Linked DNA regions of Mus musculus: region 2 is linked to region 1. A link is a contact called in ENCODE Hi-C or POLR2A ChIA-PET data. All regions are on one chromosome and are shown on one strand. The core of a region is the stretch at or near the end of the contact, and the rest is flanking DNA. Distances in the headings are between cores, read along the strand shown. Region 1 holds the start of Pced1b (PC-esterase domain containing 1B). Region 2 overlaps Pced1b (PC-esterase domain containing 1B).

Region 1 (5,397 bases), core at 2,614-5,113:
TGGATCTGGAATCACCTAAAAGGCAAAGCACGCTGGGCAAACCCGTGAGGGACCTTCTCAATCAGGTTATCTGAGATGAGAAGACCCAGCCTGGATGTGGACAGCCCCCACCCCCACCCCCATCCCCACCCCCCTATGGCAGCACTGATGAAAACTTTGCTTTTTGCCTGCTGGCCCTTGCTCTCACTGGCAAGGTCATCTACCCCACTGCTGCCATCGCTGCTGTATTCCTCTGTTAATAGCAGAATCCAGCTCTAAGCCTTCAGAGGCAGGCTGGGTCTGCTGAGGCATCCAACCTCACAGACAGCATAGCTACTAGGTCTTCAGCATGCACAGTGTGGGACTGGCCAATGAGGGACTACTAAGACAGTAGTCCAACCCTAGCTGGTAAGTCCCCTCTTTATATACAGATTCACTGTATGAGTTCTGCTCCCCTAGAGCAATCGAATACACCACTGCTATAATCATGCCTTGCCCTTGATCTCTAACTCTTCAAGATTTTAAAATACAACCTGAGAAATTGGAAACCACAGAGCTAGAACCCGAGACCTCATCTCAATCACACCCTCCAGACGGGAGAGCCTTCCAAAGCCAGGAAGGTGAACCACGGCCACGCCCATCTCAGCCCACCAGATTCAAAATCAGATCATACCCTGAAGCCACTTCCTACTATCCACTGGAGTCATCATCATCAAACGGTCAAAAATACCAATAGAAAATACCACGCGGAGAGACCAAAGGACCATCCATCTGTCCCACTTTAGAGCCCAAGACGGCACTCAGCCATCTGTCTTGGTACTTCTTCCAAGCTGGAGGAAGAAACTTCTCTGTTCTGTTTAACTTAAAACTCTTCGAGGAGAGCCTCAAGTCCATTTCAACACATTCCACTTTCAAACAATTTGGAGTGCGGCTGTTGATCGTCTGGGTTATGGGACAGTATCACTGTAGGGTTCGGTGAACAATGAATGAGCTACCGTATGCAGGCTAGCTTGGTCTGGCACATAAGAACACATAGACAACTCACACCTCCACTGAGGGCACCAGGACTAGGTCAGTCACAAGGGACAAAGGCACAACGCAGAACAGTGTACCCAAAACAAAGATCAGTAGAGAATACAGTTAAATAAAAGCATTTGGTGGCTTTCAGGCATGGCTGGATCCAGGACTCTAACATTTGTCAGGGTCCCCTGCCTTCAAGACAAGCTTTATGAAGTGTAAGCAACAAGAACCAGCAGACTGAGACCATTGCCATCTAGAATACGTATCCTGTCACTCGGTTTCATTCATGAAAACGTCACTGAATGCCAACCAAATGTCAGCTGGGACCCTGACAGAGGAAACGGCTGTCTTCACAGAATTTTCCTTATAGTGGAGAGCGGGTGCTATGGTTTGAATACGATTTGAGTGTGTCCCTCCAAAATCCACTTGATAGAAGTCTGACCATATGTGACCATATTAGGGTGTGACGCTTCGAGGAGGTGGGGTCTATGTCGAGCCATTGATTCATGGAGGCTCACCCATGGACAGGATTAATGAAGGTCTCAAGGGACCACTGGTGCTAAAGTTGTTACACAAATAACAAATGTGGGTCCTGAACCTCTCTGGCACGCTGTGCCTCTATGTTGCTCCCTGACTTACTCTTCAACCATCCACCCTGCTGTGAGTACCCTGTGGGTTCTCCTCTAGAGGCAGGACTGAGCAAGAGGTATGACCTTGGACAGCCAATCTCTATAATTGTGGGTTCAATTTCATTTGAGAAAGGCGCCCCATTTAGGTATTTTGTTATAGCAACCGAACATTGACTAACATGGTGGAGATCCATGAGGTGATAAAGGTTATCAAATAAATAAACCTGAAAAAAAAACATTACCTTCCGCAAAGTAAGGCCATACCTTTTGCTATTACTGAAGTCAGCTTTCTTGTCTCCAGGCTAGTAAACACACACCTTTCATGCCTCTCTTGCCTTTGACATGCATGGGAGTCCAGAGAGCTGGTCTTATATAGACCTGCCCCCTGCGAGTTTGTGTACAGCTGGTTTATGCTGTGGGGTGATGGCAAGATACTTCTGAGAGTTGCCTGCAGGTATAGCATAACTTCCACTCTCCACTTCTTAAAAAAAAAAAAAACCACCCATTTTAGATCATTTTGTGATAAGCACGGGTTAACCAGCTTCCCAATTTCCTTCCATTTAGGACTGCAAAACCCAGTCACTTACTGGTCATTTAAATAACATTCCTTTGATTACCTGACTCCATTTCCAGGTGACCGCTCAGCTTTGTGACTTTGAGCCTTAAACCCGAGGTTTTCTTGGGGGAAGCCCGGGGGTTGGGGGTGTGCGTGTGGTCTGATAGGAATCTTAAACCTATTTCTCTGGGGAAATGAAGAATGCACCCCTGGAGCACACTAGGCTGGATGCTTGTGGTTTTAAAAGTCAATCTTTAGTGAAAGTGAAACTAACAGGAACCAAGTTGCCCTCCCTTGAAAACCCTGAATCGCTGAGCTCTCCCGGAACCAGTCCACATTAACGCAACACACAGGTCCATCAGATCCATGCCAAAAACTCACTCAGGAAGTTTTCCGATAAATTTAAGGATGCCGTGGGGGGGGGGGGGGATCATTTTGGTTTTTAAAGTTGTATTCATGTGCTCTGCCCTCACTGTCTCCCCAATTTTGTCTACCTTTCATTGGCTCCCTAAGCCCTTCTACTGTGGCTAGCATGGTTTTTTAGGGACAGTAATTTATTTCTTTTAATCCGTACACAACGGCCAAATGGATCACTTGGCTCAGTCAAATCCCATCGTTTAAGCCTTTAAACAAGAATGGATTTGTAATCGAAAAGCCCACCAGCTTCAAGCTCTCTCCCTCATTTTCACATGGCCTTGTTCAGCTTGTGCCTTCCGAGAATGCTAGCTCAGTCTACTGGAGCCCTGGTGGCTGTAGGGCCTCTAGGGGACAAGTCCTTCTGCGTAGCCACCCCTACCGAATTAATCCTAGTCCTGAAGCCGCCAGCGCGACTCTGGATTTTTTTTGTTTTTGTTTTTTTTGTTTATTTTTTTTAAAGGCTAATGCCCTTATCTGTGCATTCCAACCGGAAGCCTTCTTTCCTGCCCCTTTGCTTCTAGAGCTGGGCCCGGTGCCTCGGGCCGCCGTCTCCGAGTTAGGAAAAGGGCTCGAACTTTCCCAGGGAACCGGGGGGCGTCCCCGCGGCGCCTCCGCACCCCCTCCCCCCGCAAAGCCCCGGTGGTGCCCGAGGGAACGCGCCGCGGCCCTCGCTCCTGTCCTCCTCCTCCTCCTCCAAACCCGGGCGGGGACCCCAGCAAGCACCCGGTGCACAGCGCCCGCCAGGCCCCTCGCCCCAGCCCCTAAAGCCAGGCTCCGAGATCGGGGTGGGGTGCCACCTGCGGGCCACCGCCCGCGGGCTCCGGCGCGCGGCACCCCGGCACCCTGGGCGGCTCCCTACCGGGCTGGGCGGCTCCCCCGCGGGCGCGGGGCGAGGGGCGCGGGGCCTGGGGGTGCAGAGTCGCAGGCCTCGCTGCGGTCCCACCCGGCCGAGAGGCGGCGCGGAGCCCGCACGGGGCCGCCTCTGCGATTGGCTGCGCCCCCCCTCCCCTGCTCCGCCCGCCGCGGCGCCCGAGGAGCGAGGACGCGGGGACCCGCCTCCCGCCCGCTCCCGACCCCGGGCGCACGGGATAAAAGGCGGGCGGCGGGCGCGGGAGCCCGGGCCCTGCAGCCTGCGAGCGCCACCGGCGGGCCGGCTTCCCCCGCCGCCCACCCCGCTCCCGGCGCGGCCGAGCTCCGGCGGTACCTGCAGCCGAGCGAGAGAGCCGGGGAGCCCGCGCCGCTGCCTCGAAACTCGCCAAAGTTGAGAGGCTGCCGCCCACCGGGAGCTGGAGGGAAGGTGCGAGCGCGCGGGGCGCAAACCGGCAGGCGGACGCGCGGACCTTCCGAGCGCACCGCCGTCGGCGGCCTCTCCGAGCCGCTGCGGCTTCCCAGCGCTGTGAGTGGTCGGCTAGACCGACGGCTGGCTAAGTATTTCCGTTCAATTGTTTATGGGATGCGATTGTGTGTTTTTGTGTGTGTCGGTGGAGGGAGTTAAGGCAGAATGCATCCTTTAGAAACAAAAACACACAAAAAAGCCTGAGTTTCTCATGCTGAGACTGTCGCATTGAGAGAAGGTACCTGGAAATCTCACTGAGTTGGAGTAATCTAGGAAAAATGCATATAACAGGTTCTTTATTAAAAAGCCACCCCTGTTGGAGATGGAACCCATTTCAAAAGTTAATTGGAATGAAAGCAATTACGGAATAACTCTAACGGGTTAACTAGTGGCAGTTAACTTGTACTTTTCTCCCGTTTTAAATGTTGTTACCAGATTGGTGGGAGACTGAGCTGATGAGAAGCGACTGGCAAGAGACTCAGAGGCGACCATAATGTCGTTAAGGTTCCACACACTGCCCACCCTGCCTAGAGCTGTCAAACCGGGTTGCAGAGAGCTGCTGTGTCTGTTGGTGATCGCAGTGATGGTGAGCCCCAGCGCCTCAGGAATGTGCCCCACTGCTTGCATCTGTGCCACCGACATTGTCAGCTGCACCAACAAAAACCTATCTAAGGTGCCCGGGAACCTTTTCAGACTGATTAAAAGACTGGATCTGAGCTATAACAGAATCGGACTGTTGGATGCCGACTGGATCCCGGTGTCGTTTGTCAAGCTGAGCACCTTAATTCTTCGCCACAACAACATCACCAGCATCTCCACGGGCAGTTTCTCCACAACCCCAAATTTAAAGTGTCTGGACTTATCATCCAATAGGCTGAAGTCGGTAAAGAGTGCCACATTCCAAGAGCTGAAGGCTCTGGAAGTACTGCTGCTGTACAACAACCACATTTCCTATCTGGACCCCGCAGCGTTCGGGGGGCTTTCCCACTTGCAGAAACTCTATCTGAGTGGGAACTTTCTCACACAGTTCCCTATGGATTTGTATACTGGGAGGTTCAAGCTGGCTGATCTGACATTTTTAGATGTTTCCTATAATCGAATCCCTTCCATACCGATGCACCATATAAACTTAGTGCCGGGGAGACAGCTGAGAGGCATCTACCTTCACGGGAACCCATTTGTATGTGACTGTTCTCTGTACTCGTTGCTGATCTTTTGGTACCGTAGGCACTTTAGCTCCGTGATGGATTTTAAGAATGACTATACCTGTCGCCTGTGGTCTGACTCCAGGCACTCCCACCAGCTGCAGCTGCTCCAGGAGAGCTTTCTGAACTGTTCTTACAGCGTTATCAACGGCTCCTTCCACGCACTTGGCTTTATCCACGAGGCTCAGGTTGGGGAGAGGGCGATCGTCCACTGTGACAGCAAGACTGGCAATGGAAATACTGATTTCATCTGGG
Region 2 (5,117 bases), core at 358-2,857, 44 kb before region 1:
AATTGAGTATTCACAACTTCCTCTTTAAAATCAGTTTCTAGTTGTCCCATGAGCATGGCTGTAACTTAATGTCCCCATGAGCATGACTGTAGCTATCTAGTTGTACCCATGAGCACGGCTGTAGCCTAATGTCCCCATGAGCAAGGCTGCAGCTTTATGCCCAAACATTCTAAACTTGTCTTTGAAAACATAAAAAGTGGGAGGCTCTGAAAGACTGGAAACATTGGGAGCGGCAGGAAGGCAGGAAAGCATCCACCCAGCAGGAACCATAGGAAGAAAGGACGCTGCCAACTGTTCCATTCCTGTGACATTATTGTAACGGAGAGTGCAGAGAAGCTGGCAGCTCTCGGTTTAAGCGGGACCCCAGGGCCATTTATTTACCCGTTGTAAAACATTTTTTTTTTCATAATCGATGTGTCATGCTCTGATGACAACCTTCCGATGCATTTAGACAACACCATGTTTAATCAGACCGTAGTGAACTAGTCTGGAATTTAATTATATTGCTGGATTTTCTCATTGATATTTTTGAAGAAGCTCAACTGACACGCACACAGTTCAACTGCTAATGTGATAGTTTGTATATGCTTGGCCCAGGGAGTGGCGCTATTAGAAGGTGTGGCCCTGTTGCAGCAGGCATGTGTCACTGTGGGCAAGGGCTTTACTGTTGGAGTGGCCTTGTTAGAGTAGGTGTGTCACTGTGGGTGTGGACCCTCATCCTACCTGCCTGGAAGCCAGTGTTCTGCTAGCAGCCTTCAGATGAAGATGTAGAGCTCTCAGCACCTCCTGCACCATGCTTGACTGGATGCTGCCATGTTCCCGCCTTGATGATAATGGACTGAACCTCTGAACCTGTAGACCAGCCCCAATTAAATGTTGTCCTTATAGGAGTTGCCTTGGTCATGGTGTCTGTTCACAGCAGTAAAACCCTGACTAAGACAGCTTCCCTTCTCCCCACCTCTATAGACCTTATGAAGTCTTACTCAGCAGCAACCATGGAAGCAGACTTTCCTGCAAACGTGCTGTAAGACAGCTAGCTTGATGGAAGCCAGATGCTCCCTCTGTGAGGCTCACCCGAGCTCTGTGTGTCGGTGGCAGTGTAGGTGGCTGAGATCTCCATCCCTTCTGCAGCTGGAGGGTGTGGTGCCAGCAGCCCTAGGCTTCCGGGATAGGAACACATGCTTATTCCAAAGAAAGAAAGCGCTGCACACAGGGCGAGGAACAGCAAGAGCGGCGGGGAGGAGGGGTTGGGGCCGAGAATAAGTCAGGGCGGCAGACTTGTGCGCTGGAACTGGTGTGTTACAAAGGTTACAGGGCAGTTCCAGGCCCAGGTCCCAGGGGAGCGTTCTCTGGATACTTCCCAGAGTGCTAAGGTGACAGACCAGAGCGTGAGAAAGCAGTACTTTCAGGATGGAAAGCCAGATTTTAATGAGCTGAAATGCCTTTCCTCAGAGGCCAAACGAGATAGACTTAAAGGCAGAAAGGCCTGGGCTTGAATCTAAACTCCTGAAGTTACAGTCTTTCCACACCTCGCCTCTCTCATCCAATGGGATCCGTCAGCACGCAGCTCCTTCTGCCCAGCTCGATGGTAGAAGGTGAGTTTCAGCTGCGGTGTGTACAACGTGTACACAGGATCTGAATTCTGACAGCCGGTCTACACAAGCGTGCCTCTCATAAGAGCTCTACATCTCTCCCTAGCTCCAGAAAACCTTTAACACATCTCCAAAGACTCAAACCTCAGTGTTTCTTTCTGCCTCTGTAATAGGGGTTTCAGAAGGGACAGGGAATTAGGAAAACATAGGGAAGGCTTGCCCCCTCCGTGCACCTCAGGATGGAGTCTGTGATTCACAAAGCCACAGTCTTCGAGACTACATACTGAGAGTAATATTTCTCTATGCACATGCCATATAAACTTAAAGGCAGTTCAAGTCTGGTAAACGTGGGCTTCCCGTCTCTCCTTTGGGATGTGGATGGGATAGAATGTGGAATGAGTGAGCTGCAACGTAGCCTGGCTCAGCTCTATGGAAGAGAGTCATCAAAAGTATGAATGTTGAGCAAAGAGACGTAGAAAAGTCCTCCCCTCATTTCCATACAAGGAGGAAAAACATCTCACCATGCCTGAGTGTTGAGCTAGCCCCTGTCTGTGAGCGGCTATCACAGCACCAGGCCTAGTGTGTTTGTGTACGAAAGGCTGGACACTGGGACTCACCTGTGATTTCTAAATCCGGAGTTCTTTCCACCCTGCGACTTCCCACAGGTGTCTGTCAACCACATGTCTACATCCTGGACTGGGAGACTCCTTCCCTGTCACAAGGATTCCCCGGTGTGCCTGGACACATCCATGAGTCCTAACCCAGCACCTGCCACTCCTTCAGGGGATGAAGGAGACATTTCCAAACAGCTGGGCAGACACTGTGTGTTCTTAAAGAAAACTCCAGAACCCAGCTTCAGATACCAGACAGAGTGCAGGCATTTAGCTGACCCATCCTTACATGGGCTTCTACACGCAGCAGGGCAGCCACCCCTGTGAGGGCCTGGCCGTCGGCCTCTCCCACACAGAAACTCTCCCTGTGCACGACAGGTTGAGACGCTTTGCTGTTGAAGGACACCTTGGTCTACCAGCTGAAAGGAAAATACCTAAATAACACCAGTGCTTCCTAGAGCCCAACAGAGGAGGGAGGAGCCTTTTAAAGGACACAAGAATAAAAAGCTAGTGTAACAGTGACAATTACTATGACTTCATTCGTTTCTATTACATTATTACATCATTAATCTGACTTCACACATTTCTATTACAGGATCATAATAGTAGAAGGTTGTGCTAATGGTGTCTGTCAACTTGACACAGACCTAAACGTATCTGTGATGAGGGACTCTTACATTGAGAAAACGCCTCCATAAGGCCGGTTTGTAGGTATGTCTATGGGGCATTTTCTTGATTAATGATTGCTGCCAGGAGGGTCCAGACAACTGCTTGAGGCGCTCCCCCTGGGCAGGTGTTACTGGGGTGTATTAGAAACAAATTGGAGACGCCATGGTGAGCAAGCCAGCAAGCAGCGCTCCTTCGTGGTCTCTGCTGTCATTCCTGCCTCCAGGTTCCTGCCTTGAGTTCCTGCCTTGGCTTCTCTCAATGGACTGTGATCCAGGGGCATCTGCCAAACTAAACCTTTCTTCCTCAAGCTGCCTGTGGTCATAATGCTTTAGCATAGTGTACTGGCTGGTTTTGTGCGTCAACTTGCCGCAAGCTGGAGATATCACAGACAAAGGAATATTTTCCCTGGAGGAAACGCCTCCATGAGACCCAGCTGTAAGGCATTTTCTCAATTAGTGATCAAGGGTGGGAGGGCCCAGCCCACTGTAGGTGGTGCCATCCCTGGGCTGGTAGTCTTGGGTTCTATAAGAAAGCAAGCTAAGCAAGCCAGGGGAAGCAAGCCAGTAAGTAACATCCCTCCATGGCCTCTGCATCAGCTCCTGCCTCCAAGTTCCTGACCTGCTTAAGTTCCAGTCCTGACGTCCTTTGGTGATGAACAGCAATGTGGAATAAACCCTTCCCCCCCACCCCAACTTGCTTCTTGGCCATGATGTTCTATGCAGAAATAGAAACCCTTGACTGAGACACACAGTAACAGAAACCAAGTTAAGAAAGGGCATTCTGGTGAAGCACTGTACATTCCTGAGGGCTGGGGGACACAGCCAAATGTCAGTAGACTGAGGCGCAAGACACAGACTGACAGAAACCACAAGCAACCCTTCAGCTGAAATTATTGTCTCACAAATATAAACAGCCAGGGTAACGGACGGGATATGGAGATATGTATTTTCCTCCAAGATAAAAATTTAATGAAACACACAGAAATTTGCCTAAAGACTCCCAGAGAAATGGCATTTACTCAAAATAAGAAAACTCCACGGGACAGCTTTTTAACAACAGAGACATCTCTAAAACATCAGGAAAAGAAGCTGCCCTTAGGTGACCCGGGAAGATCTCCCTGAAGTCAGTTTGTCACCCTGAAGTCAGTTTGTCCGAGGCATCCCGTGAATAGCTGGGAGCAGATCGAATAATCACGCTGCACTGCGAAGGTTCAGGCTGTGCGACAATTGGTAAATAAACTAACAGCAACACGTGACTTGGAGGGTCTGAGTCTCCCGTTCTTACGGTTCTTACCCACATACCAGATGGCAACACACACCCATAATCAAGCACAGAGCCCCTGTGGGCTGGGGGCTGGCGGCAGCTGAGTCAGACTGGCCTCTGCGGAGGAGTTGATCCGCCTCCACAAAGGGCTTTTTTGCGCTGTCAATTCTCTGTCTCTCTCTGTCCCCCCACCCCAACCTCTACCCCACCCTACCCCTCCCCACACCCTTCTTCTTTTTTTAAACAGGGTCTCACCATGTAGACTCAGCTAGTCTTAAATTTATAATCGCCTGCCTCAGCCTCCTGCCTCAGCCTGAGGTCACAGTACGGATGCTCTTGAGGGCTAATGGTATCCAGGGATGGGTTCCAAGCACCTGTGAGTGGCGTTTGCTTACTGCTATATGCAAAATTATATCCCGTCAGAATCAAGACGCTGTGCAAACACACTGAGACATCTTAGGGTGAATAGACATAGCTGGACCCACAGGCGTCTTAGCTCTTTAAAAATGTCTCCTTTAAGCTAGAGGAAGTACCCAAGGAGCTGAAGGGGTCTGCAACCCCCTAGGAGGAACAACTATGAACTAATCAGTACCCCCAGAGCTCCCTGGACTAAACCACCAATCAAGGAAAACACATGATGGGACTCATGGCTCCAGCTGCATATGTAGCAGAGAATGACCTATATGGTCATCAATGGGAGGAGAGGCCCTTGGTCCCATGAAGGTTCTATGCCCCAGTGTAGAGGAATGCCAGGGCCAGGAAGCAGGAGTGGGTGGGTTGGTGAGCAGGGAGAAGGGGGTAGGGAGAGGGGATTTTTGGAGGGGAAACTAGGAAAGGGGATAACATTTGAAATGTAAATAAAGAAAATATCTAAATAAATAAATAAATAAATAAATAAGGTCTCCTTTAGGCTAGTGTGCCAAGTGAAAGAAGGCAGTCAGAGACAGACAGACACGGGTCAATTCAGAAACAGGAAGTAGAA

Evidence for each region. A loop is a pair of places that touch in the nucleus more often than their neighbours do. ChIA-PET counts read pairs that join two places held with the same protein, here RNA polymerase II (POLR2A).
Region 2: a loop to region 1 is called in a map of left cerebral cortex, with 4 times the contacts of the local background. The contact joins the enhancer-like site here to the promoter of Pced1b in region 1. A Hi-C loop is called at or near these places in 1 of 37 maps with a recorded cell type or tissue (left cerebral cortex). POLR2A ChIA-PET finds 5 or more read pairs at or near these places in 1 of 5 experiments (embryonic stem cell).

The regions. Positions count from the first base shown.
Region 1 is chr15:97,245,573-97,250,969 of GRCm38, reverse strand. Pced1b (PC-esterase domain containing 1B) reads right to left here and starts at 3,863. Exons shown (of 6, transcript NM_172293.4): 1 at 3,806-3,863. Amigo2 (adhesion molecule with Ig like domain 2) reads left to right here and starts at 3,683. Exons shown (of 2, transcript NM_001164602.1): 1 at 3,683-3,997; 2 at 4,373-5,397. The coding sequence starts at 4,431.
Region 2 is chr15:97,287,955-97,293,071 of GRCm38, reverse strand. All of the region lies in intron 3 of Pced1b (PC-esterase domain containing 1B), which reads right to left. Among named protein-coding and RNA genes, the nearest start is that of Amigo2, 43 kb to the right of the region's middle. Within about 2 kb of position 1,607, at least 1 of the 3 ENCODE cell types and tissues checked has a DNase peak (open chromatin) inside an H3K27ac peak, as active enhancers do; it is left cerebral cortex, where a contact is called at or near this core.